Linked DNA regions of Homo sapiens: region 1 is linked to region 2. The links are chromatin loops, found by intact Hi-C in ENCODE. Cell type or tissue: PC-3. All regions are shown on one strand. Each heading gives the region's core, and the rest is flanking DNA. Links, peaks and the distances in the headings are about the cores only. Region 1 has its middle 53 kb from the start of VCAN. Region 2 overlaps XRCC4 (X-ray repair cross complementing 4).

Region 1 (13,340 bases), core at 1,682-9,681, 150 kb after region 2:
TTACTGTTGACATTCTTCACAGAATTAGAGAAAATTACTTTAAAATTCATAGGGGACAAAAAAAGAGCTTGTATAGCTAAGACAAACCTAAGCAAAAAGAACAAAGCTGGAGGCATCATGCTACTTGACTTCAAACTATACTACAAGCCTACAGTAACCAAAACAGCATGGGACGGGTACAAAAACAGACACATAGACCAATGTGTCTCAGAGATCTCAGAAATAAGACTGCACATCTACAATCATCTGATCTTTGACAAACCTGACCAAAAAAAGCAATGGGGAAAGGAGTCCCTATTCAATAAATGGTGCTGAGAGAACTGGCTAGCCATATGCAGAAAATTGAAATATGACCCCTTCTTTGCACCTTATACAAAAATTAACTCAAGATGGATTAAAGACTTATATGTAAAACCCAAAACTATAAAAACCCTAGAAGAAAACCTAGGCAATACCATTCAGGACATAGCAACTGGCAAAGATTTTATGATGAAAAGATCAAAAGCAATTGCAACAGAAGCAAAAATTGACAAATGGGATCTAATTAAACTAAAGAGCTTCTGCACAGCAAAAGAAACTATCATCAGAGTGAGCAGAAAACCTACACCATGGGAAAAAAATTCCAATCTATCTATCTAATATCCAAAATCTACTAGGAGCTTAAACAAATTTATAAGAAAAAAACAAACAACCCCATTAAAAAGTGGGCAAAATAAGACATTTATGCGGCCAAGAAACATATGAAAAAAAACTTAACATCACTGATAAATAGAGAAATGCAAATCAAAACCACAATGAGATACCATCTCATGCCAATCAGAATGGTGATTATTAAAAAGTCAAGAAACAACAGATACTGGTGAGGCTGTGGAGAAATAGGAATGCTTTTTACACTGTTGGTGGGAATTAGTTTAACCATTAGTTTAACATAATTAGTTTAAATTAGTTTAACCATTGTGGAAGACAGTGTGGCAATCCCTCCAAGACCTAGAACCTGAAATACCATTTGACCCAGCAATCCCATTACTGGATGTATACCAGTAATAGTATACATTTATACCAAAGGAATATAAATTATTCTATTATAAAGATACACACCTGTGCATGTTCATTGCAGCAATATTCACAATAGCAAAGACATGGAATCAACCCAAATGCCCATCAATGATAGGCTGAATAAAGAAAATGTGGTACATATACACCATGGAATACTCAATAGCCATCATGTCCTTTGCAGGGACATGGATGGAGCTGGAAGCCATTATCCTCAGCAAACCAACACAGGAACAGAAAACCAAACACTGCCTATTCTCACTTATAAGTGGGAGCTGAACAATGAGAACACATGCACACAGGGAGGGAACGACACACACTGGGTTTGTTGGGTGGGGGCCGGGGTAGGGAAGGTGGAGCATCAAGATAAATACCTAATGCATGCTGGACTTAATACCCAGATGATGGGTTGATACAGCAAACTACCATGTCACACGTTTACCTATGTAACAAACCTGCACGTCCTGCACATGTATCCCGGAACTTAAAATAAAATAAAAGTTAGAAAAATAAATAAAAACACCTGCCATACAGCCCTCCTGCTTTTAAAGGAATAATTAGAATCTGTGCATTCTGAATCATTGTTAATTTAGTTCAGACCTATGAACTGACCCAGAAAAACATCCACATTTATTAAGCACATAATTTAATGCACGTCTATCACAATGTGATAATGTAACACACGTCTATCACAATGTGATGTCTTTTATACTTATTGTTAATAGGTATGTTCATGACAAGTTCAGGGACAGGCATATCATTATCCACATATTTTAAGTTAGATATTTCCTGAAGTCACACTGCTACTTGTTGAAAAATTCCCATTTGAACTCCAATCTTTGACATCCAGTGGCGAGTGCTATTACTCTGGCACTTTGACTTAGATGATTCAGGGCAGGCAGCGTAGGAATGCATGAAGAACTCTACACCATTTCAGTTGGAGGCCATTTCTATTCATGGAGTAGACTATTACTAGCTTATATATGTTATACTCTATCACTTTTTCCTGCTTATTTTATCTTGTGGGAAAACACCAAAATCATTATGTGTGTAATATTCTTTAATTCTGTGTAAGTTGAAATACAAATATCTGTTCTGGCATAGCTAATATTTACATTTCTCAAGTTTCTTTCCAGTTAAATCATAATATTGTATATACCTACATATGTATATCTGTGTGTTTCTGGAATTTGTATGAAAGATATTAATTTAGCTTCCATTCCATTTCCTTTATTGTCATACAATTCTTGGATTTGCTGTTTTACAACATTCTAATGCAGTCCTAAATGAAAATCATTTGTTATTCTAGGGCTGCATGCTGAATTAGGTTTGGATAACAAAGCAAGTAGAGATGACTATCACATATGAGAGTGAAGCAATCCAAAGTAACAGATGACAAGGTCTCTATGGAACTTTGTTGCTTTTAAAAGCCTGAAGTTCTTCAGAGAGTGCTACTGCAGATTTTCTTGATTCTTACAAAACAATTGGTCCGGAAAGGTAAAAACTCAAAAGTCACCAAGAAATCTTTCCTCTGCCTTTCCCAACCAGTGCTTCCTACTGAGTATGTTTCTTTTGAAGCCAGGATAACTTGCTCTGTTGCAGTTTCAGAAAATAGTGTGAAATTAATTTTTATCATCACCAAGAACTGGAGTTCAAGCACAAGCCTCCCACGCAAATTGTCCATCCAGAGTTGTTGTAAACCCAGAACTGGGTCATGAGTCTCAACAAATGCAGGCACTCTGGGAAGCAGGGAAAGTTTAGACTTTGACCAATCATACTAGCAATGACTTAACTTCAAGGAGCTCAGTACCAAGAAAGAGACAAACAAGGCTGCCCAAAGTGTATTCTGCTGAATGGCAACACCACTGAATATTGAGAGGTATTATGTTTAAAAGGACTCCATGGACATAGTGTGTAGAAATGCCTAAATTTATTTATCTAAGGAACCTATTAGTGTGTGTGAGGATGGCATGTTAACAGACCAATGCTCTATAAAACACACCTTGGGAAATATTGGGGTATGGCATGAGGAGCCCCATTTGAAATAAGTTATCTGCAGGAAATAAAGAGGGTACAAGAGAGAACATTTGTTTCTTTGTATCCATTTTTGTTTGGAAGTATTGTTTTGAACAATTGTTTAGATTGAAATAATAATAACATTTTTGCATCGCATGTAACATTACCTTTTCCAGAAGTTTCATCTTCATTTCTTCTTTTTATTGCCAAGGAACCCTGTGATGGTACTTCAGGTAGCTGTATTCAATTTTACAAGCTGTATTCAATTTTACAGTTGAGGAAACTGATACATAGAGAAGGTGAATGCCTTTTGCACTCAGGATAGGCTAAGTCAGGGGATCAGAAAACTAGGCCACACAGGCCAAATCTGGCCCGCAGCCTGTTTTTGTACAGTCTGGAAACTAACGGTATATATATATATATACACACACACACACATATATATGTATATATATACACACACACATATATATGTATACATATATATACACACACACATATATATATGTATACATATATATATATACACACACATATATATATATGTAAGGTAATAAACCTTTAAAGAGGAAGAGAAAAGAAAAGAATATATGACAGAGATCATATGCGGCCCACAAAGCCTGAAGTATTTACTGTCTGGCCTTTTACAGAAAAATTTTGCCAGCCCCCGGACTAGGTTATACGGTTATGCTCTGGTAACAAACAATACTCATACCTCAGTGATTTTGCCCAACAATATATATTTCTTGCTGATGCCACATGCCCAAGTCAAGGTGTCAGGAGTCTCTGCTTATCCGTATCACTTAGGAACCTGAGCCGCAAGAAACTTCATGTCATTATGTGCCCCATGGTCACCTCTGCAATAAGAAGGAGATGTGATGAGCTGCGTACTGGCTCTCAGAATTTCCACCTGGGTGTGAAACGCTCCACTTCTGCTCATAGTTCACTGGCCAACCAAGTCACATGAACTCATCTAACTTCAAAGGGGTGGGGAAATACAACCTTACCTTATGCCTGGAAGAATGAAATCCAGAAATATTTGGTGAACAACAGTATTAATACTGGATACATGTGAATGTGAGTGTGTGAGAGAGAGATATATAGAGAGAGTGAGTGTGTATGTGTGTGTGTGTAGAAAGCTAGTTCAGAAAGTGAGGTGTTGGAATCCATAGCCTCTGAAATCTTTATTGATTTTCTTCATACATATGTGTAAGATATATATATAGTGATATGGCTTGACTCTGTGTCCCCACTCAAATCTCATCTCGAATTGTAATCTCCACAAAGTTCCTCCTTCGCTCCTGTCTCACTTGCCACCATGTGAAGAAGGTGCTTGCTTCTCCTTTGCCTTCCACCATGATTGTACATTTCCTGAGGCCTCCCCAGCCACGTGGAACTGTGAGTCAATTACACCTCTTTCCTTTTTAAATTACCCAGTCTCAGGTATTTCTTTATAGCAGTGTGAAAATGGACTAATACATATAAGAACCTCTATTATATATGGATATGTAGATTTCTCTATTTTTACATATTGAATTCTTATAAATATATCTACTATATATTCTATATTGAATTCACATATATAAATATATATAATAGAGATCTCTCCATAGCTATGTATTTATCTATAGATATATATTATACATATATTGAATAATATAAAATTCAATATATGATCTATAGAATAGGATTCTGTATATATAGTAGAGATCTACCTATCTATCTCTTTGTGTATAGAGAGATGGAAAAATGAATCAATCAGGTTTCACCGGACATGGATGTCGGGTTTCAGGTGTGTGTACATGCATGTGAGCATACTCTACATTATGCTGTTGATCACCAAATATACATACAGAGCGCACATAAGAGAGAGGTGTATGCGTGTATGTAATCAAGACTCCATTATGTACAAGTTACAAAACGAACGTGAAAAAATAAATTTAAACTTTCTTTTGAAATGTAGTTTTCTAGTGTTAAAGGATTTAACATTTCTTGGCTTACAACAGTGTACATTGTCTTATGTTAACATGTTCCCTGCAAAGCTGTTTAAAAATTAAATAATACAATTTTTACTTTAAATATCACAACTTTGGGGAGTTCTTTTCCAAAAGAGAAGAAAAGAAAGAAGGAAGAAACTTCTAGTAATGTGAATAATCAGCTTCTAGTTACATCTTTGAAAGCTGGAGCTTGTGTGTAATAAAATGCTTAAAATAAAGGTGTCTCAATTTTTTAAGCAGCAAGAAAATACTTGGAGAATTAAAAGACAATATATATTAGCATTAGAAGAAAACCTACAGATGATTCTAGTCTACCTTCCTTATTTTATCGATGAAGATGGTGAAATTAGTAATGACAGATCCAAAGTGCAAGGTTCTTAGAAGTTTTTTAGTTTTTGGATTCTCTCTCAACCATATACTTCTCTTAGATTAAACCTTTTTTTTTCTCTATGTAAAAGCACTGTATCATTTTCAAATCATGGTCAATAGATTTTTGGATGATTTCATGTTGAAAATTATTGCTCTGTGTGACAAAGGGAAGCCTGCTTCCTCTATCCCAAGAACAGTCTACTTGGTTTTTAGAAGGCATTGTGAATGTACAGCATCCTTACTGCACGGCTGCATGCACAAGGCCAAGCTGTCTCTGAAAGAATTCCACACCTGACAGGATGCTGGCCACACCTTTCTTGGCTCAGAGACAAAGCAAGGAAATTGTGGAAGGTAAGTAATTGAAGAAATCATTTTCTTCCTCTTCATGTATGCTTCTTTTCTTGGATCTGGGATTATTGGTGGGCTTATTTTTTGTCTCTTTCCATCTTTGACACTTTCTTTTTACTTAGGAGATGCCAAATGAGAGACACATAAATTATGAGGTTTTTTTTTTTTAAACCCTGCAATTGACCATTGCATTGGTGTATGCTTTGTCATTTGCAAGATTCACAAATAACACAATTCCTGGTGTTGGGGGGCATCCTAAAAGGGACAATTTCTTTTCAGAATAATAAATCACAATATTTAAAGGGAAGAGATCTTGTGAAAAAGCTATGAATGGAAGAGTCCAAGCCTGGCTTCCATCTGTGTTTGGGGAACAGTTAACAGCAATGTGTGGGAAGTCAAACAAAAATGGAGAGCCGAGATCTTTGCTTTTTAAAACAAGGATGTTTGTTTAAGAAAAGTATGTGTAGGGGAAGAAGGGGGAGGGCTGTGGCTCCTGTGAGAGAAAGGGGACATGGGGAGACACATGTCAGCATTTCAAAGGATTTTTGTGCATGCAGGATAGTAAATAAATTGAAGAGGCAATTTTTATAAAAAATATTTGCCCAGTCAAAGCGGGAAGTCAGTGAAATTGTAAGGTTGCTGCTGAGTAGTTAAATCCTCAGGTACGGCTTGGCTTGTGACCGTCACTACTATCCATCTCAGTTGGCTTCTCGGGGCTTTTCCATCTTTTCTCTGAGAGTCTCCGTATTTCCATTCAGCTCCTGGAATTGACCTGTATCGCTGAGAAACGTGATTAAGCTGCTTTAAAAAGCCTCTAATTTCCATCTTGCGAAAGAAAAATATAAATGCAAAGATGGTGCCATAGCTACTAGCTCCGTTTCAAGGCGTCTGGGTGTCAGACATCAGAATATAAATCAGGGAAGGCATTTTACCAGATAGTGTACATTGTGATGAATAAAACACAGAGGAAACGGGGACTTCATAAAAATAAGAAGTACAAATATCCAGTCATGAAAGGTACATATTTGTTAAAGATTATGCCTATTGAAATGATGAGTTGGAAGAATCATTTTATGTGACTTTACAGGCTCATGAATATAAATGACTTTATTGGCCCATGAATATAAACAACTTAAAATATGACAAATATATTCTTTAAAAGGAGTTAGCTATCTCTTTAGGTTTTCATTATCTTTCAAAGAGAAACAAATTTAAGAATCTTAGCTTTTCACCAATGAAATTACAGTCTGATTCTCTACGAAGTTATGAAAATGGTAAAGAAACTTTAAAAGATCTTATCTCCACATATACAAACATTTCTTATTTGTGTAAATTCAAGTTAATATATGAATGTAAAAGCATAGTTCATATTTGTAGTGAAATTGAACTTCTTTCAAAGAAAATATCTCAACATATAGAGTATCAATCAATTTCAGAAAATAAAAAGTCTTCAAGCTTTACATATTGCAAGCTTGAGATATTGTGGGATCATATTTAATCAGTGATGGGTTAATGTTCTAAGCAAACTGTAATTAAAAATAAATAGGTCTGTAAGCTACCTAATCCTCAAGTGTGCCAAATGAGGCAAACATTTCACTTCTGTAAAAATAAACTTCTAATTCTAATCTAAAGCACTAGTTGAGCCTCCCATCAAGGAATTTTGTGATGTTTGTTCATGTATCTAAGATACTTTTTTCAGACTTATGAATATTTATGAACCACAAGGTTCAATCCAGTATTATAAGAAGTAAGAGGTAGTGTCTTCTAGACGTAAAGGATGCTTATAATTCTACTGTGTCTCCAGATACTCACTGGCATCTTGTCATGCTTGAATGAGCCATTCAAAATAAAGCTGCCGTCTAATCGAAGTACCTGAAGTGCAAAAATGTGAGAAGAATTTAATGAAGCATAAATTGTCATTTGGTTGAAGATACAGACCCCTTTACTGTAGCACAATTAAATACAACATAATGGAGGCTTCTGTTCATGAATCCCAATCGCCTTCTGTTTTGCAGACAGGAAAACTACAAGATCAATTAATGTCTTTATTGTGGACTGTGGTGCATGGAGAGTAAATGTGTTCTCACCCTCTCTCTTTTCCCCATCCTTCCCCCAACGAGGCACACATTTTGTATGTGTTTACAATTAAGAATTTGTCATGTATAAGACACTGTGTTCAATGCTAGTGGGAAATCTAAGATTAATCAAATGGCCCCACTATCTACAGAAAACAATAGCCTTTATCAAATACCAACAGGCTGTTTTATTTTTTTAAACAAAAAAGTTATTATGCAGCTCTCTAAGCTAAGACTGTGAAAGTCCCAGGCGTTGAAATTTGGAGCAAATATAGTGGTTCAATGAAAAAAAAAATCAAGCTATTTTAGGGATAATGAACTTTCCTGATTGTGAACTATGTTGAATTTCTCAGTCGTACGAGTGAGTCCATGGGGTAGCTATGGGCATGAAAGTGAGTGGTTTAATAATTGAGGGCAGAGGAAGCAGAGGGCTGTGGGAAGATTAACAAGAGTCAAGTATACGCACTCTCCACTTATAATTCTGCAGGAACCAGGAAGGAAATGGGAATGACAACTGGCTGAGAGAACATCAAAGTCCAGGAATGGAAATGGCAGCTGGCTGAGAGGTCAGTCAGGTTCAGAAAATGAGATTAGCAACTAAGAGATCTAAAAATCTACGAATAGCATACTAAACAATTTGCTCATGCATTCGTCATTTTAGAAAATATTTCTTGAGCACCTATGTATGTAAAGTGCTTTGCAGGCCAGTCGCTAGGTATATAGGTATATAGTATCTTCCTCATGCCCCCTTAAATCAAATTTGTAATTAAGTTCTGTCAATTTTACTTTTGAAATATTTCAAATGATTATTTATTTCTCTCATTCTTCACTTACAACATTTTGGTACGAGACACTATTACCTGCCAACAAGCCTACTTGGAAAAATCTAGTTGGTCTTCCCGCATCCACTCTCACCCCTTCCAAACTTCCCCCATATTGCAAATGGGTAGATTTTTAAAATGTTATTTTGATCAAGTCACCATTCAACCCCACCCCAAATTCATTCTATTAAATCCCATTGCTCTGAGAATGACGATCAGAATCACTTAGGTCGCATAAAGCTATACGGTCAGAATCTTTCAGTTCTCCACCCCATCTCAAACCACTAGCTGACTCCCTCTCCCTCTGCCATCCAACTGCATTAGCCTTTTAAAGTTCCTAAAGCAACTCTTGACCCATTCAGCCTTCGTATATGCTGTTCATGTCATCTGGACCAAACCTCTTCCACTAACTTAGTTAAACCCTGATATTGTTTGCCTGTATGCCCACCCAAATCTCATCTTGAATTGTGGCTCCCGTAATTCCCATGTGGTGTGGGAGGTAATTGAATCATGAGGGCAATTTCTCCCATACTGTTCTTGTGGTAGTGAATAAGTCTTACGAGATCTGATGGTTTTATAAGGGGAAACCCCCTTCACTTGGGTCGCATTGTCTCTTGTCTGCCACCATGTAAGATGTGCCTTTTGCTTTCTGCCATACTTGTGAGGCCTCCCCAGCCACGTGGAACTGTTAGTTCATTAAACATCTTTTTCTTTATAAATCACCCAATCTCAGATACGTCTTTATCAGCAGCATGAGAACAGACTAATACAAACCCCATTCATTTTTCAGATCTCAGATTCAGGGAACCCTTTCCTGACTACCTCAGAGTAGGTCAGGTTGTTCTGTTGTATGCCTTTGTAAGCTGATATGGCTTGGATTTGTGTCGCTGCCCAAATCTCATGTCAAATTGCAATCCCCAATGTTGGAGGAAGGGCCTGCCGGGAGGTGATTTGATCATGGGGGCAGATTTCCCCCTAGCCATTCTTGTGATAATGAGTGAGTGTTCATGAAATCTAGTTGCTTAAAAGTGCATAGCACTTTCCCCTTCACTTTCTTCCTCCTGTTCTAGCAATGTAGGATTCACCTGCCTCTCCTTTGCCTTCCGCCGTGATTGTAAGTTTCCTGAGGCCTCCACAGCCATGCTTCCTGAACAGCCTGCAAAACTATAAGCCAATTAAACTTCTTTTCTTTAAAAATTACCTAGTCTCAGGTAGGTTTTTTTTATAGCAATGCAAGAATAGACTAATACATAGGCAGAACACTTATCTCTACTTGTAATTTTTAATTATTTATTGTGAGTATTAGAATAATATCTATTTTCCCCAGAAGAGCGTTAACACCACAAGGGCAAAGACTGTGTTTGATTTTGCTCACTTGCCTGTCCCAGCAGCACAGCACCTAGCACAGCACCTAACATGTAGTAGGTAGTCTATAAATATTTGTTGAGTAATTGAGTAACATAGCTGTAAATGTGTGCTGTACAGCTCAGTGGAATAAACAGTGGAATAGACATGAGCTAAGACAATCCATTAGGGCTAAATTTCTGCCTCAAGAAAAGCAATATGCCTTTAGAACTTTTGGGTCCCCAAACCTGAAATACTTATTGGGGCATCCCATCATAAACCAAAAACCATTGCTTTTAATCATGAGTACTGAGTGGTTTTAATCATTCTAGGAAATATTTCCTGAAATGTGCTGAGCATATTATTGATTTGAATTTCTCAAGGGGAAAAATATTTTTTTCTTGGTATTGACATAAATTTAGAAACCCAATTTTTAAATGATTAACAATGATGAGTGAAGCAAGGATGATATTTCTATACCTACAATTTTTCTAAATAAGTCAATGGCTCTCTATTCCCTCAGTCTCAGTCGTGACCATCTCTGCATAAGCAAAACAGCCTGATGACTTTAACTTCCACAGATTCTCTCAACACAACATCCATCAAGCATATGACTTAATTCAATTAGTATCTACTTTCAGCCAACCTGTATTTTTTCTTTGATTTGTGCAGATCTTCAGTCAAAATGTAACTAAGGTTATTTTGCTATAATAAAGCTTAGTTATCAAAAGATTAGGCTAGGATCAAGACTTGCTGAGAAGAGAGGAAAGTTATTGCATGCTGTTTAAAAATTTTCAGGCCATTGATTTTATTTGAAGATACCATTTATCCTAATAACATGTAGAAATGAATAACTTTAATGCACCTCAAGAAGCATACACAGTGGTGTTAAAATCAGTCTTGGTGAATCAGATTATTTTTTGAGTTTACAAACTGTGTTTGCTATTTTGAATAATGTTACAGTAAACTTTTATAAGTGATATGCCTGGAGGGTGGAGTTAGGAGGGACTTTCTGGCTGGTTGTGGTGGCTCATGCCTGTAATCTCAGCACTCTGGAAGGCTGAGGCAGGCAGATCGCTTGAGGTCAGAAGTTCAAGACCAGCCTGGGCAAAACCCCATCTCTACAAAAAAAAAAAAAAAAAGAAGGACTCTCAATATCTATGTATCTGAGATTTTTGTAATTTTGTTTAATTTGAATTTTAATAATAAACATGCAATACTTTTGAATTTAGCAAAAAGTAATAAAAAGTTTTTAAAAGAACCCATTTGGTGAATTATTTCTCAAAACTCAAAGTTTAGCTTCTGCTTTCACTTACAATTTTGTAAATCACGAGTTTGACTCTCCTAATGAACAATGAGAACAGTCCAGTTAAGCGAGAAACTTTGGTATTAAAACTAATCAGAGCAACACAAGATATTTTTTAAAAAAGTAAGTAAACTTAAATCCAGAAAATGATTAGTCATTCCCAAGAAAGAAGATATTCTCAGCTACTTTCATCTCTGATGGAACAGTGAAAGAAGTTTGCCATAGAAGGGAGTGACATAAAACCAGCCAAAATCAAAAAACTGTAGCAGTTGCCTGTGAGCTTGCAAGATGGATTAAAATCCCAAGGAGTTCCAGACTCAGAGAAGGTCTCCACCTATCCACTAACTCTTTCCCAAGGGGTTCACCTAGTGTTGGGGAATAGAATGCTGAAGGCTGCAGTCACGGCAGGAGAATGAAGACAAATCCTGAGGATCTCCAGGCCTTCTTTGAAAGAAATGTAGCATCTGCTGAAGGCTGAGAATAGGGCAGGAGAGTAAAATCTCTTCCAGGCTCTCAAGGGCCCCATCGAATGCATTATCTCAGATCTCCAAAGATAGGCCAGAAATTTCCTGGGATAAAAAGCCAATAATTGCGCTAGAAAGCAAAGAGGTTTTCCCAGAAATTAAAAAAGCTGGTAGTCACAGGCTGTAAAGGTGTCTCCCACATTCAGAAAGCCAGGTGACCTCCTGGCTATAGAGCACAAAGAGATCTTTGGAGTTTTATGAGTGGTCAGATCTCAAGTCCTGCTGGAGGAAAGGTCCTGATTCCAACATCAAATTATTTGAATCCAGTGGTGAACTGAATAACTAAAGCTTTAATGAAGCCCAGACACAACTAATCTATAGATTAGATTGACTCAGCCCCTCATATTGGTGGCATGACAGAAGTAGGATGTGCCTTATTCGGCGGGTAAATATTACTTAGGCTTCACTGTTGGCTTACACACAATGTTGAGTACACAATACAAAAATTTAAGTCATGCCAAGTGGTAAGAAAATTTGACCCATAGTCAAGAGGAAAACTGGTCAACAGAATCAGATGCAGAGACGGTCAAGTATAAAATACATCAGATCAGGACTTTAATAGTGCTGTGATAAACACACCAAAGAGTCTAGTGGAAAAGATTAAAAACAATGTTTTATTTAGTTTTGGCTATTTTTTTCTATTGTGTCATATAAATAGTTAGCAACATAGGACTGGCTACTTTTGCTTAATGTCATCATTCTGTGATTTATTCATGTTGCTGCACACAACTATAATTTGTTTTTTCAGTGATGTATAGAATACCATTGTATGACTATACCATAATTAATTTAACCATTCAATCATCAGCATACATTTGGGCTTCTAAATTTTTACTCTTACAAAGACTGTCATGATGCACATCCTTGTGTAAGTCTCCAATGCATACTCAAGTGTTTCTCTATACACTATACCTATGAGTGGAATTTTAGCAGATGGTACATTTTTTTCCCCACAGTAGTTGTACAAACGGGGCATGAGTTCCTATGCCTTTATATCCTCACCAACACCAGATGTCAAACTTTTTTATTTTTGTCAATTGATGGATATAAGTTGGGATCTCATAGTGGTTTTAAGCTTCAGTTCTCTAATTTCTCATGACATTGAGAATCTTTTCATATACTCATGGTCTATTTGTGTTTTCTCTTCTGAGAGAAACTTAACTTTTTTCTTATGAATTCATAGTAATTATTCATATATTCTGCAAACAAATCATCTGTCAGTTATATATGTTGCAAATCTGTTCTATTCCTTCATATATTACTGAATCCACAATACATTGCTATTATTTTACTTTAAATATTTGTTTTTTAAATGTTAAAAATGAGAAAATGTCTTGTATATTCACTGTTTCTGACAGTCCTCATTCCTTTATGTAGATCCAAATTTTAATTTAATACCATTTTCTTTCTGTCTGAAGAACTTCCTTTAACATATCGGACGGTGTATATCTACTGATAATGAATTGCCTGCCGACACTAATTTGTCT
Region 2 (13,340 bases), core at 2,910-10,909:
TTATCAGTTTAATCCAAAATGAATGTTCAAATCATTTGTATCTTTGGGTATGTGTATGTATGCTCTGAAAATTTATTTTTTCTAAAGTTTTTGTTAATTCAGTAAATAGTTATTGAATGATGATGCTGTGGCAGATGATTTTATAGTTCAGTGATTTTCACAGGATGGAATGAGGGTACCTGGGGTTTTCCAATGGCCCTTTGTAGGGGTCCATAAGGTCGTCCCTTCTTAAATTCCATACCTGTGTGAGGCTGGATTTTCTTATATCCTTCAATTAAAATAACATTTCACTGCTGATTGAATGCAGAAGCTGGTGAAAATCCAACTGTTTTCAATCAAACCAGCTATCAAACAGGTTTGAAAAGTATAAAACAATGCCCTCATAACATTTTTTTCTGGAAAATACGTTTCATAAAGAATATATCATTCATATTATCATATACTGGATTTGTGTTATTTTTAAATGAATTAATGAATCTGTTTAAATTTTCTCAGGTTTAATTTTCAATATGGCAAATAGTCTACATAAACTAAAATGTGGAGTCAAAACTCTTGAGACCCTCAAAAATTTTTTAAAGTATAAAGTATTCCTGAGAGCAAAAAGCTTTAAAATTCTGTTATAGACAATAAGGATGCAAAGAAGCACAATTCATGCCATCAGGAAACTGGCAGCCTAGTGGGAACATGTTTTAGTTTCTAGCGTATAAACATTGTATAGTGGGATTATTTTGTCTATCATTGTGTTTTTGTTCTCTCCACGATTGGCCTGATCTACATATACTTAAAAATGCTATCTCCATACTATGCTGTATCCCTAATGTCTTCAGACAATATATGCAAAAACCCATTGTGCACTAAATTCTTTCCGGTTTGTGTTTATCATTTGAATTTATTCGTAGCTTATAACCCCTTGATAGAGCTCATAGAGTTCAAGGCATAGTGTGATCTCTTTTATACGGTGAACCAAAAATATTTTCAATTTACAGACATTGAAATAGCCAAACTATGGGAAAGAATAAAATTATAAGCAGTTTAAAACGTTCCAGAAACTAAGTACTTCATTCAGTCAATTAGTAGACAAGTGAGTAATGAGTTGAAATTGAATTATGTGCCAGGCATAATGTTGATCATGCTGAGGATCCCAGAAAGTAGAAAATAGACACAGCTCCTGTCCTCATGGAACTTTCAGTCCAATTGTTTTGTCTGATAATGACTTAATGGTTTGCGGGAAGAAGGAAATATTGGTTTTATGTTGGAGAGCTGCATCTTAGGTCTTTTCACTCTATGTGTGAACCAAAGGTAAGGTTTTAGGTTGCTAACATTTTCTGAGTACACTGTGTTGCTTAAGCAGGTTTCTGATATGCATGATACAGAGATGAAAGAAGTTTAGCTCTGAATCAAGACTAAATATTTTTATTTAGCTTTTTAATAAAGATAATGTGTTTGTTTCTCCAAACATACAGACAATTAATATTATGTTCCTTTTCTTTTCCATGTTTAGGTAATCATGTCAATGTTTATGTTATATATTTTCACCATTTTAAAAGTTGACAAAGTTGATGTAAACCATATCAGCTTTGGTAACGGTCTGCTAATTATATCATTGTAGGCCCTTTAGGCAGACTGCCCCTAAGTAGAAATGAAAACACCTGTTAGATGTCAGTGAGCATTTTAAATATTAAGAGAAATTTAGCATGTATCAGTCAGATGTTGAGTGGTTGATACCCTACTGTATAATGCCTCCTCTTTTGCTCAAATAAAACAAAATGTTAAATTATGTATTTTTTTCTTATTTTTTTATACTATAGGATTTTTTTTGCATTTTGAATACAGGAGACTGAAATTTTATGGCTCTTAAAAATTTTAAATACTAGTTGTACTTTCCCAATATTTTTAATGAAAAAAAGAAGCTTCTATAAAACAAAAGCAAAAATAAGCCTTAGCTCTTAAAAAACCTCAGAGTAAGACGTTCTCAATTACTAATGGCTAGCCCTTATTTTAAGTTTTAAAATTAAAACTGCTACCTATTTTCCTCCCTTCCTGAAGCATGATTTTTTTCTCTGACAGCTTGTCATCAAAAACATAAACATCAATTAGGTCATGTACCCTATCTGTAGACTCACAAATAAACGCAGATATGGTTAGTTTGCTACTTACGGGTGAAAATACATCAGTCCCTACCTCTAAACTTAAGTTTCCTAGGCCCTTCTGATTGCATGACCTTCAGTCCCTTCCAACATTCCCACCAGACATCTTACATGTGATTCCACTATTTAGCTTCTCTATCTCTGCAACTCAAGAAAAAAGAAACAAAAGTAGGGGAAGGAGTGGTCATAAGTACTATGGCTTAATTTTTTTTTTTTTTTTGTCTACAAGACTTTGTGCAAGTCATTTTACCTTTCCAAGTTTCAGTTTTCTCATCTAAAAATGAAAGGATTATACTAGATGATCTGTAAGATCCCTCTCAATATTTATAGATCTATTGTATATTTAACTCTTCACCACTTTCAAAACATGAATATGATTTAGCAATAAAATACTTCCACATTTATTAGCTATTATTGATTAAAATTCATGAAGCAATTAAAAATATGAAATATCCATGAGAAAAGTATTCATTTTTTAAATTTAACTGTTTATAGGTATTTTACAATGTAACATATTAAGTACTTTATAAATACCACAGGGTTATTTTGCATTCTGAGAAAAACTAAATACTTATCTATAAAACAAAATCATAATAATTTTTAAATTTAGTTGAACATTTATTGCAACCCTAAGTCATTGTTATAGTGACAAGGTATAGAAGGAGAGAGAGATATAAAAATAAATCAGAATTTTGATAAGTGCTTTATATGTTATCTCTCATTTAAATCTCACACAAACCCTACAAGATAGGTATTAATTTATCCTTCTTACAGATGAAAAGCAACCAAGGCTCATAAAGATATAGTTCTTTTGCCAGAGCAGCACAGCCGGTGTTTTATTCCAGAGTTTGTGCCTGGTTACTTCCTCAACTGGGTTTATAATCTTTTGAGAGACAAAGATATACACAAATAGTTTTGTGCAGAGCGAAGGGAGTACATCGGTCATAAAGTTCTAAATTGAAATATTTGGAATTGTGTTCCAGATTTGTGAGTGCACTATTATATGTGGGAATGGATTTGGGGCATTTTATTTTATCTGAGAACCACTTTTTTGGGGGGTGGGGAAGCTTTCCTTTTATTTTGACTCAATATACAGAGAGAAATGACTTCAGTTAATACCTGAAATACTCTGCAAAGCTTTTAGAGACTTCAGAACAAATATAAATCACTGTAAAAGGAATACAGATATAAAATAAATATAAATTATTAAATTCACAGAGCTTTATAATGAATTGTTTTATTAATCTTGTAAACTTTCAAAGTATCTAGACAAACTGTCTTTCAAATATAAAAGAAAATTTGTTGTAAAGTTGCTTTTACCAATAAAAATACTAAATAGTATTTCAAGTGAATACTGGATGCCAAAACAACACACACACCTTAGAGTGAGTTTTTTATTTAATTAGCTAGGACTACACAATCTTATCACAGTCTTTTTTTTTTTTTTTTTTTTATACTTTAAGTTTCTGGGTACATGTGCACATTGTGCAGGTTAGTTACATATGTATACATGTGCCATGCTGGTGCGCTGCACCCACTAACTCGTCATCTAGCATTAGGTATATCTCCCGATGCTATCCCTCCCCCCCTCCCCCCACCCCACCACAGTCCCCAGAGTGTAGTATTCCCCTTCCTGTGTCCATGTGATCTCATTGTTCAACTCCCACCTATGAGTGAGAATATGCGGTGTTTGGTTTTTTGTTCTTGCGATAGTTTACTGAGAATGATGATTTCCAATTTCATCCATGTCCCTACAAAGGACATGAACTCATCATTTTTTATGGCTGCATAGTATTCCATGGTGTATATGTGCCACATTTTCTTAATCCAGACTATCATTGTTGGACATTTGGGTTGGTTCCAAGTCTTTGCTATTGTGAACAATGCCGCAGTAAACATACATGTGCATGTGTCTTTATAGCAGCATGATTTATAGTCCTTTGGGTATATACCCAGTAATGGGATGGCTGGGTCAAATGGTATTTCCAGTTCTAGATCCCTGAGGAATCTCCACACTGACTTCCACAATGGTTGAACTAGTTTACAGTCCCACCAACAGTGTAAAAGTGTTCCTATTTCTCCACATCCTCTCCAGCACCTGTTGTTTCCTGACTTTTGAATGATTGCCATTCTAACTGGTGTGAGATGGTATCTCATTGTGGTTTTGATTTGCATTTCTCTGATGGCCAGTGATGATGAGCATTTTTTCACGTGTTTTTTGGCTGCATAAATGTCTTCTTTTGAGAAGTGTCTGTTCATGTCCTTCGCCCACTTTTTGATGGGGTTGTTTGTTTTTTTCTTGTAAATTTGTTTGAGTTCATTGTAGATTCTAGATATTAGCCCTTTGTCAGATGAGTAGGTTGCGAAAATTTTCTCCCATTTTGTAGGTTGCCTGTTCACTCTGATGGTAGTTTCTTTTGCTGTGCAGAAGCTCTTTAGTTTAATTAGATCCCATTTGTCAATTTTGGCTTTTGTTGCCATTGCTTTTGGTGTTTTAGACATGAAGTCCTTGCCCATGCCTATGTCCTGAATGGTAATGCCTAGGTTTTCTTCTAGGGTTTTTATGGTTTTAGGTCTAACGTTCTTATCACAGTCTTGTGGCTACAAGGTGCAGAAAAAGATGTAGCGTATTTCAGCCCAGTATTTCCCCACCTCCATAGAGTGCAGTGCCACTGATAGAGTTTGTATAAGGTATTGTCTTCCTGAACCTACAAAAGCTCAATTCTTTATTTTGTTATGCCGGATGCTTACAGTATTATCCTTGAAGAAATTGCACAATCCATGCACTTTTGTTTTGAGAAGTTATTATAAGCATCAGAATTTTTGTAGCTTCCAAACCAAAGTGACTATATCTATTAAAGCTTTTCAGGGTCCTAAAGAGCTCATTTCCCCACAGTAACCCAGTTGCAGTCACATAGAGTTTAGGCAATATTCACTCTTAATAAAGATTCTTCTTTTTAATGGAGTTTTGAAGAAAGTTATTTGTTTGCTTTCTGATATCTTCTTCCTATGTTTTTATTATTAATGTTATGAATTATAAAAATTAAAACAGTGAGGGGGTCAGAGTCTGGTATTAATTCATTTATTTTTTAATAAAATGAACTTTATTTTATTTGTTTCCCAATTATAAAAGCAGTTCATGCTCATTCCAGAAAAATCAGAAAACCCACAGAAACAAAAGAATGAGCATATGGGAAACTCGTAATCCCACCCACCTGGAGATGACCACCGTTGAGACCTGGTACTCTGTGTCGTTGCAGATCCCTCTCTCTTCCACACTTCATTGACAAAACTAGGCTCACACCAGTTATGCTGTAACCCACAACTTTTTTTTTCTTCCATTTAGCAATCAATATGGTGTAATATGGGAGGAAAATAATATCTTTGGAAGACTATGTTTTAAAAGCAGTTGATTAATTTGAGATATGTAATACTTTATATATAGAGAGAGTTATACATGGAATTACACATATATTACACATACATGTATGTATGTTTTGCCAGAATTTCTCCAGGAAGGCTATAACAATTTGTACCCTCACAACAGTGTTTGCCTTTTGAGTTTTTTGTTGTTGTTGTTTACCAATTCATTTTAGAAATACATATATAGAGAGAAGGAGATGAAATTGCATGTGCCAACTTAAAATGAGGTAGTTGACCATTCCATCTTTTCAAAAAGAATTTATTTTCATACCTTGATTCTTAAAAATTGCTAGCAATGTATTCAAAGTTTAAATCTCAAAGTATTTGAAAATTATGTTTTTTAAATTTAGATGGATAATATAATCATCAAATTCAAATATCCAATTTTTGTAGATTTTTGGTACCTGAACTATAGACTTTTTAAATGTCAAATTAGGTACATAAAATGAATGTTCAATTGCTATATATTTACTCTGGTCATCATGAGCAAACCTCATTTTTTACACAACTTTAATTTTATCATAATGTTTATCTTAGTTGCAAAAGTAAACATGGTGGTGGTTTTAAAACGAGATAGGTTTTTATTAGCTTCACTCTATGTTTACCTAACTGGTCAGGCTGCGGCTCTCACTTTGCTTGCTGCATATTTTGATTAATGGCCCCTTGGCCTTGTTCCAGAGTATACTGATTATGGTCAGTGCACTTCAAAGATGATTTATTAATTGTGTTTGTGACCCAAAATAATTCAATAAAGATTGATCATATGCATTATTATAGATTTGCCAATAAAATCAACAGTTACACTTTAAGAGTATGTTTGCCTGAATAGATTTTTTAAGTATACAAAAAGGACAAAAACTTTTTTTTAATGTATTCTGTATTAAACACAGATTTATGACCTTTTAAAGCATGATTATTAAATGTATCATAGGATTGGTCTTGTAAGTGCATGAATTGTAAGTTCTACTTTAACATAATTTCAAGATAATATGTTTCATTGGAGCTTACATAGGTGTTTTAATAAATATTTCGATGTTTATAACACCCTGGGAACAACCCTTACTACAATTCCCCTAGGCTATTACGTACATTTAAATTTTAAATTACTGACAGACTCAGATGTCTGTTTTTAAAAAAAATGTTTATAGGAGACTTTTATAATCTTTCTGAGTTTTAAGTAAAGGGGATTTATCGTATGTTTCCTATATGTTATACTCTTGTCATTTGAAAGACTTTGATATGTACAATTTCTCTAAATTTGGCTTGATAATAGTTATTGTTTCAGGCATTTTAAGCACTCTACCAACATAGAATAATGTGTAAATATTCACTATACATGGCCGGCAAAGTTATTAATCAAAGGAAATGACTCCCCGCTCATAATTTATGGTTCAGTATTAAAGGAAAAATAGGAGGTATATATTTTTTGGTATACTGTATCCAAAATTTACACTGTAACAGTGAAATTCTGTAACTTAAATCATCTAGTATGATGTGTTACTCAATGTAAAGTAAGTATTTGGTCCGTAGTAAAAATTATGAAATAAAATAAAATATTTTACCCACTAGAAATATAGACTGTTTCATGTTATCTGAAAAGTATAAACTAATTATGCCAAAATAAGAAGATATGAACCCCCAAAGTAACAGATGTCAGCAAATGGAAGAAAGAAATCAGATATGAGAATAAAAGATAAACCTAAGAAATTAAAAATATATAATGATCCATTAGTATTATTCAAGGACTTTGCTTGTTTTTGGAAAATTGTTACTAAAGGACAAAAGCACAAACATGCTTTATTTAAACATCATTATTCAAAAATACTTTTAGTAAAATTTTAGGACATAGTATTTTGTTTAATTGAAAATCTTTTACAATAACTTTGTTTCTAAACAATTTCTAAAACTTATTTCTCTAGATCAAATATGTATATGTTACTTTGTAAAATGTTATTTTTGTAGTAAATGAAGATAAATTATCAGTGTATTGGATAAAGCAGTGTTATCATTACCACCATTATTGAATGTTTACTCCTGTATAAATCACTTCTAGAAATACAGAATAAGAAGTTGATACAGCCTCTATCTTTGTCTTTGTGTATGAATAGAACAATGAAGGAGGAGTAATGAATAGCACACATACGTTGTTTGCTTTTGGGCCACATTACATTTTCTGACAAACTATCTTTAATATGTATATGGCTAACTATAATATGTCTAGATTGTGCCAAATTCCATAGTAGGTATGAAAGCTATGAAATTTCAGAGGAAAGAGAGTTGCTAATCCTTTTGGAGCTATATGGAATAAGGAGATAGGATAAAATCAGAGAAGACTGACCAGGAGGAAGTGTTCTTTGAGTCTGGCTTTGGAGATGAATGTTGTTTCTAAAGGTGTAAACACCTGAGGAGGTGTAACTGGAGTTTGGCTTTGAAGATGAATGTTATTTCTAAAGGTATAAACTGAAAGAAAGAGAGTTCTAATTGAACCCCATCCACAGCATCCCCTTATTTCCTTTAGTAACAGAACTCCTTTCCACCACCTGCTCTATCCACAGGGTTTAACAGTGCATGTGCCTATCAACCTAGAGGCTACAATTCCCAGCCTCACTAGCAGTGATGGGTGGCCATGTGACAAAGCCATTGCTAATGAGATATAAATGGAAATGATATGGGCAATTTGGGGATCTTGCCCATAAAACGATTGGGCATACATTCCTATGTCTCTTTCTTCCTTCTCAGCCATTTAACATTTAAGGAAACCATGGTAGGAGATGGGAAAGCAAGATAGGAGGAATCATGGTCCCTGGACAGTCTCAGGGAGCAGGGCAGCATACCCACAATGGACCACCCAGCTACCTCTGGACTGTCGTGTGAGAAAAATAAATGTCTAGCTTGATTGAAGCCATGGTGGTGGTTTGTTTTTGTTTTGTTCTCTTTGTTAGAGAAATCTGGGATAGTCCCTTACTAAAAAGAAGGGCTATCCTATCAGGGGAACAGATTGTATAAAACAAACGCATGGAGAAAGTCTGAAAGATTGAGGACAAATGCCTGTATCATTGAGGTGCTTAGAAATATGAATAAAGCTGGCAAGGTAGGCAGAACGTAGAGCACAAAGAGACTTATTTATTTGGACTTCTTTTATGAATGCTACAAGAACTGTTAAAAGGTTTTGAACCAAATAATGGCATAATGAACAGAGCTTTACAAAAATTTTCCTGGAAACCATATATTGGATGGAAGGAAAGTTTACGGGTTGGCAGTGAAGATAGGAAGATACTCTAGTAGTAATCCAGGAAGAGTTACCTGAAGAATAGTGACTGTAATTGGTGTAATAGTGAATGTGATTGGAAGGAACAGCAGGGATGAATTGAGAAACATTCGAGGTTGCTATCCTCTTACTACCAGAGATCTGGGAAGCCTCATCAGTTATTGAAAGCTATTTGGTAAACTTAGTCTTTACCAAAATAAATCATCTATCTTACTTTAGAAATCAACCTACCACAAAAGATGGATAAACAAAACAAGTCATGGGGATTGACTTCTCAAAAGACTGGAAAAGCTCCCTTTTCCATGCTGCTATATTTATCTACTCAAATATATATATTGTGATGCATTGATATTATATCATTTTACATCATTTCATTTATTTCATTTTTGAACTTAATTGCACCTATAAGTAATTTATCAGCAAGCTTTCTTCAAATTGTGCTCTAAGAAGGGTTACTCAGGAAGGTGTATTGTAGCCTCTGAAAACCTTCCTTGTCATAGAGGTTCTTGTTTGCTCCAACCACAGGAAATATTTCCTCTGGACATGTGTTTTGATTGTGATCTGAAGGCATGGGGTTTCTCTTACTTGGGGTTATATGACATTCTCCTTATGGAATACGGAGAAAATCAGCTTTTTCACTGACACATTCTGTTATGGATGTAGTGCTGATTTTAAAGAGTATTTGCCCTAGGACCATGATATATGATGTTCTAGAAATTTCCCAACTTTAGAGAATAAGATATGAATTGAACAAATCAATTTAGCAAACCAATGAAGTAATGAGATATTAATACAAAACCAAATGGACCTATATATCCCATTTCAAGGAAATCATGAAAATGATAATTTTCTATTGAAGTTTATCTTGGGTTAAGCAATAAATGGCACCATATAAAACAGGAACTGTTGGAGAGCATTTTATCTGTTCTCAACTGCTATGTGGGCAAATAAGGCAGATGAAAATCTCAGTGTTCTCACTGAATAATAAGATGGTCTTTCGGGTCTCAAGTATATTTTTGGAGTCTTCCATCTAAGCTGTCAGGAACATACACCAATAACTTCCAGAAGAGGAAAACAAACCCATCATAGGACTGAAAATTTGGCATTACATATTATCCTTAGACAATGGTTATAGGCCTCTGCCTTTTATCTCCACCTTAATATAGTAATGATGTACCTACTGTGTGCCAAGCACTGTGTCCTATGCTGGGACTATAGCACCAAACGAAAGAGACCAGGTGCTTTCCCTCAAGGAGGATAGGATGTAATTTCAGAAACACACCAATAAATAATTACAGTACAATGTGATAATGAGGCCAATTGGTGTAATAGTTCCAAGTACATCTAGAATGCCCAATTAAAATGAATAGTAGAGGGAGGCACAAATAACAAAGAAAAAATTTGCTACTCTTTCTCATTAACCAAGGATGGATGCACAGATAAGTAACTCTAGGTGAGAAAATATATTACATTTGATAGAGTTCAAAAAATAACCTGAAATTGGGAATTCAGTAAAAATAGACAGTTACAAAAAAGAAAATATTATACACTAGCATAACCTAACACATAGTAGATATTCAATAATTACCAAGTAAATGAAGTAATAAATAGGCCTTTTGTATAATACGGGAAAGAAAATATTTAGTAGATCTAACCCAGCGGAATCTTCCCCTTTTTGGAAAATGGTACTACATCTGTACCAGAGGTCCCCAACCTTTTTGGCACCAGGGACTGGTTTTGTGGAAGACAATTTTTCCATGGACCTGGGGTGGGTGGGGGGATGGTTTGGGGGTGATTCAAGCACATTACATTTATTGTGCACTTTATTTCTTTAATTATTACATTGTAATATATAATGAAATAATTATACAACTCACCATAATGTAGAATCAGTGGGAGCCCTGAGCTTGTTTTCCTCACCTCACAAATGGTCCCATTTGGGGGTGATGGGAGACAGTGACGGATTAGCAGGCATTAGATTCTCATAAGGAGCACACAACCTAGATGCCTCGCATGCACAGTTCACAATAGGATTTGTGCTCCTGTGAGAATCTAATGCTGCTGCTGATCTGACAGGAGGTGGAGCTCAGGTGGTAATGTGAGTGATGGGAGGCGGCTGTAAATACAGATGAAGCTTACTTACTCACCCACCACTCACCTACTGCCTTTCAGCCCACTTCCTATTAGGCCATGGACCAGAGGTTGGGGACCACTGGTCTATACAGCAACTAAAGCCTTAAATTTAAGAGTTATCTTTAGCTTCTTCTTTTCTCTCATGCCTAGCTCTACTCCATTTGTCAGTCTCATACTTCATGCTTCTAAAATATCTTAGAATTTAATCTCATGCTTTCTACTTCTGCTGCCACTAACCTAGTCTAAGCCATAATCCTTTTGCATGCATGACTGCAGCCTACTCCCTTTTTTTCCCATTTCCACTTCTCTGACCTCTAAACTGTTTTCCACATAGTGAACTTCTGAAAACACAAATTGGATTATATCTTTATACTTCTCCGCATGTCTCCAGACTTTCCATCCCTTTCCTAGAGTATTCCAGTGCCTTCCCATTGTACTTAGTCTAAACTCATTACCATAGGTTACATGCTCTGAATGACCTTGCCCCTGCATCATCCTGAAACAAATTGTGGGATTTATTCATTTTTTCGAAAAAAAAAATATATACATATATATATGTATATATTTTTTTTTTGAGACAGAGTCTCACTCTGTCACCCAGGCTGGAATGCAGTGGCAAGAGCTCAGCTCACTGCAATCTCTGCCTCCTGGGTTCAAGCGATTCTCCTGCCTCAGCCTCCTAAGTAGCTAGGATCATAGGCGCCCGCCACCATGCCCAGCTAATTTTTGTATTTTTAGTAAAGATGGGGTTTTGCCATGTATAGGAAGACAGAAGGGGTTTTATTTAGCCCATTTAATCAACTACTAACTAAAATGCATTCCTGGATTGTCTTTCACAGGCACCATGAACCTGATTGAAGTTTTCTGTTGGTTGAAGTTACCTGAAATTTTGAAAATTCTTATTTCTCTTGACATTTATATTATTTTACTTAATTGCTTACTGCCTTTGGCATTTTTTGAAACTTGAAAATTATTGTAATCCTGTCCTACATTTGAAATAATTTATAATGATAAGGAATTGAATCCAGCAACTCATTCATTCTGAATGTTTGGAATATCATAGATTATTATGTACTCTAAGAATCCTAAATTTATTACTAATTATACGCCCATTTGAATTACAAGCAATAAGGGAAATAATAATGTCAATCTAAAATAGCATAAAGTCATTCTTATTTTTGTGTTTTATTTTGTCTACTTGTTCCACAAAAGTATTGTTATAATATTGGGATGGAATTTATTAATTATCTAATCCAAAATAATAATACATGGCATGTAACCATTATATAAATGCTTTGTGGGACAGTAAGACATATTACTTTAAATGAAACCCTATTTTACCTGGTAATGTCTACTCTTTGACCACAGTTTTGCCTTCTGTATTATATCAGATAAATCTTCTACATTAAATTTACTAATATAAAATAGAGTCATGTTGAGTACATAAAATTTATGCAAATGCATCATATTCTCTCTATTCCCCTCTCCTACATAAAAAGTGGGAGGGAAGAGAGAGAGAGAAAAGGGAACAATTTAAATAGTGCTGGGCATTCTAGTCCAGCATATGCCCAGGAGTGAAAATGAAATGGGAAACATATATCTCCTTTCCCTAGCTGTTTGAGTTCCCGCTATCTTTCTATTATGTGAGCACTGCATTTAAAGATAAACCTTTACATGCAACTAAACACAAGGCAACCATGTAACATTTTCTAGTGCTTCATGGAAAACAAATAGCCATAAATCCTAAAATAGGAGGAAACCTGTTGATCCTGGGGTGCTGGACCAATTGAAATTTGTGTAACATGCTGGACTATGGTATTTTCCTAAGGATTTTTCAGGATAATTTGATTTTCACAGTAAGACCTACAATTAAAACTCTATCACTAAATTAGATATAATTCTATTTAACTCGAAGACCATTTTATACTCCGGAGTTTTTCTTCTGCAAGCTAAAAGAGCCTAAGTTTTTAACATTATTGTGTATAATATTGTTGTCACATATCAGTCTCTTATTTGGATTTGCTTTTCACTGAATGCATTTAATTTTCCAGTGTTCCATTAAAGTCATACCCCCCCAAACCCTGTTTATATCTCAGACATGGTGTGGTCTTTACAGAGAATAATGGGATACTACACTTCTGTTAGTGTGGGGTGTTCCCTTGTTGTTACACCTTTTTATTATTATTATGTATTATACTTTAAGTTCTGGGGTACATGTGCGGAACATGCAGGTTTGTTACATAGGTACGTATACATGTGCCATGGTGGTTTGTCACACTCATCAACCCATCATCTAGGTGTTACGCCCCGTATGCATTAGGTATTTGTCCTAATGCTTTCCCTCTTCTTTCCCCCCACCCCACGACAGG

What was found. A loop is a pair of places that touch in the nucleus more often than their neighbours do. Peaks named below come from ENCODE experiments on the same cell type or tissue, not always from the same donor. Only the 100,000 strongest peaks of a DNase experiment are listed, where the experiment ranks them.
Region 1: a loop joins it to region 2, with 3 times the contacts of the local background. A loop is called at or near these places in 3 of 110 quality-filtered maps.

Annotation. Positions count from the first base shown.
Region 1 is chr5:83,412,371-83,425,710 of GRCh38, forward strand. No RefSeq gene overlaps it. Among named protein-coding and RNA genes, the nearest start is that of VCAN, 53 kb to the right of the region's middle. In PC-3, for the core only: no CTCF peak of the experiment used is centred there; no DNase peak of the experiment used is centred there; H3K4me3 peaks cover 1,234 bases; H3K27ac peaks cover 420 bases.
Region 2 is chr5:83,259,259-83,272,598 of GRCh38, forward strand. All of the region lies in intron 7 of XRCC4 (X-ray repair cross complementing 4), which reads left to right. Among named protein-coding and RNA genes, the nearest start is that of XRCC4, 190 kb to the left of the region's middle. RefSeq lists a silencer at 4,699-4,899. In PC-3, for the core only: no CTCF peak of the experiment used is centred there; a DNase peak (open chromatin) is centred at 6,183; H3K27me3 peaks cover 1,274 bases.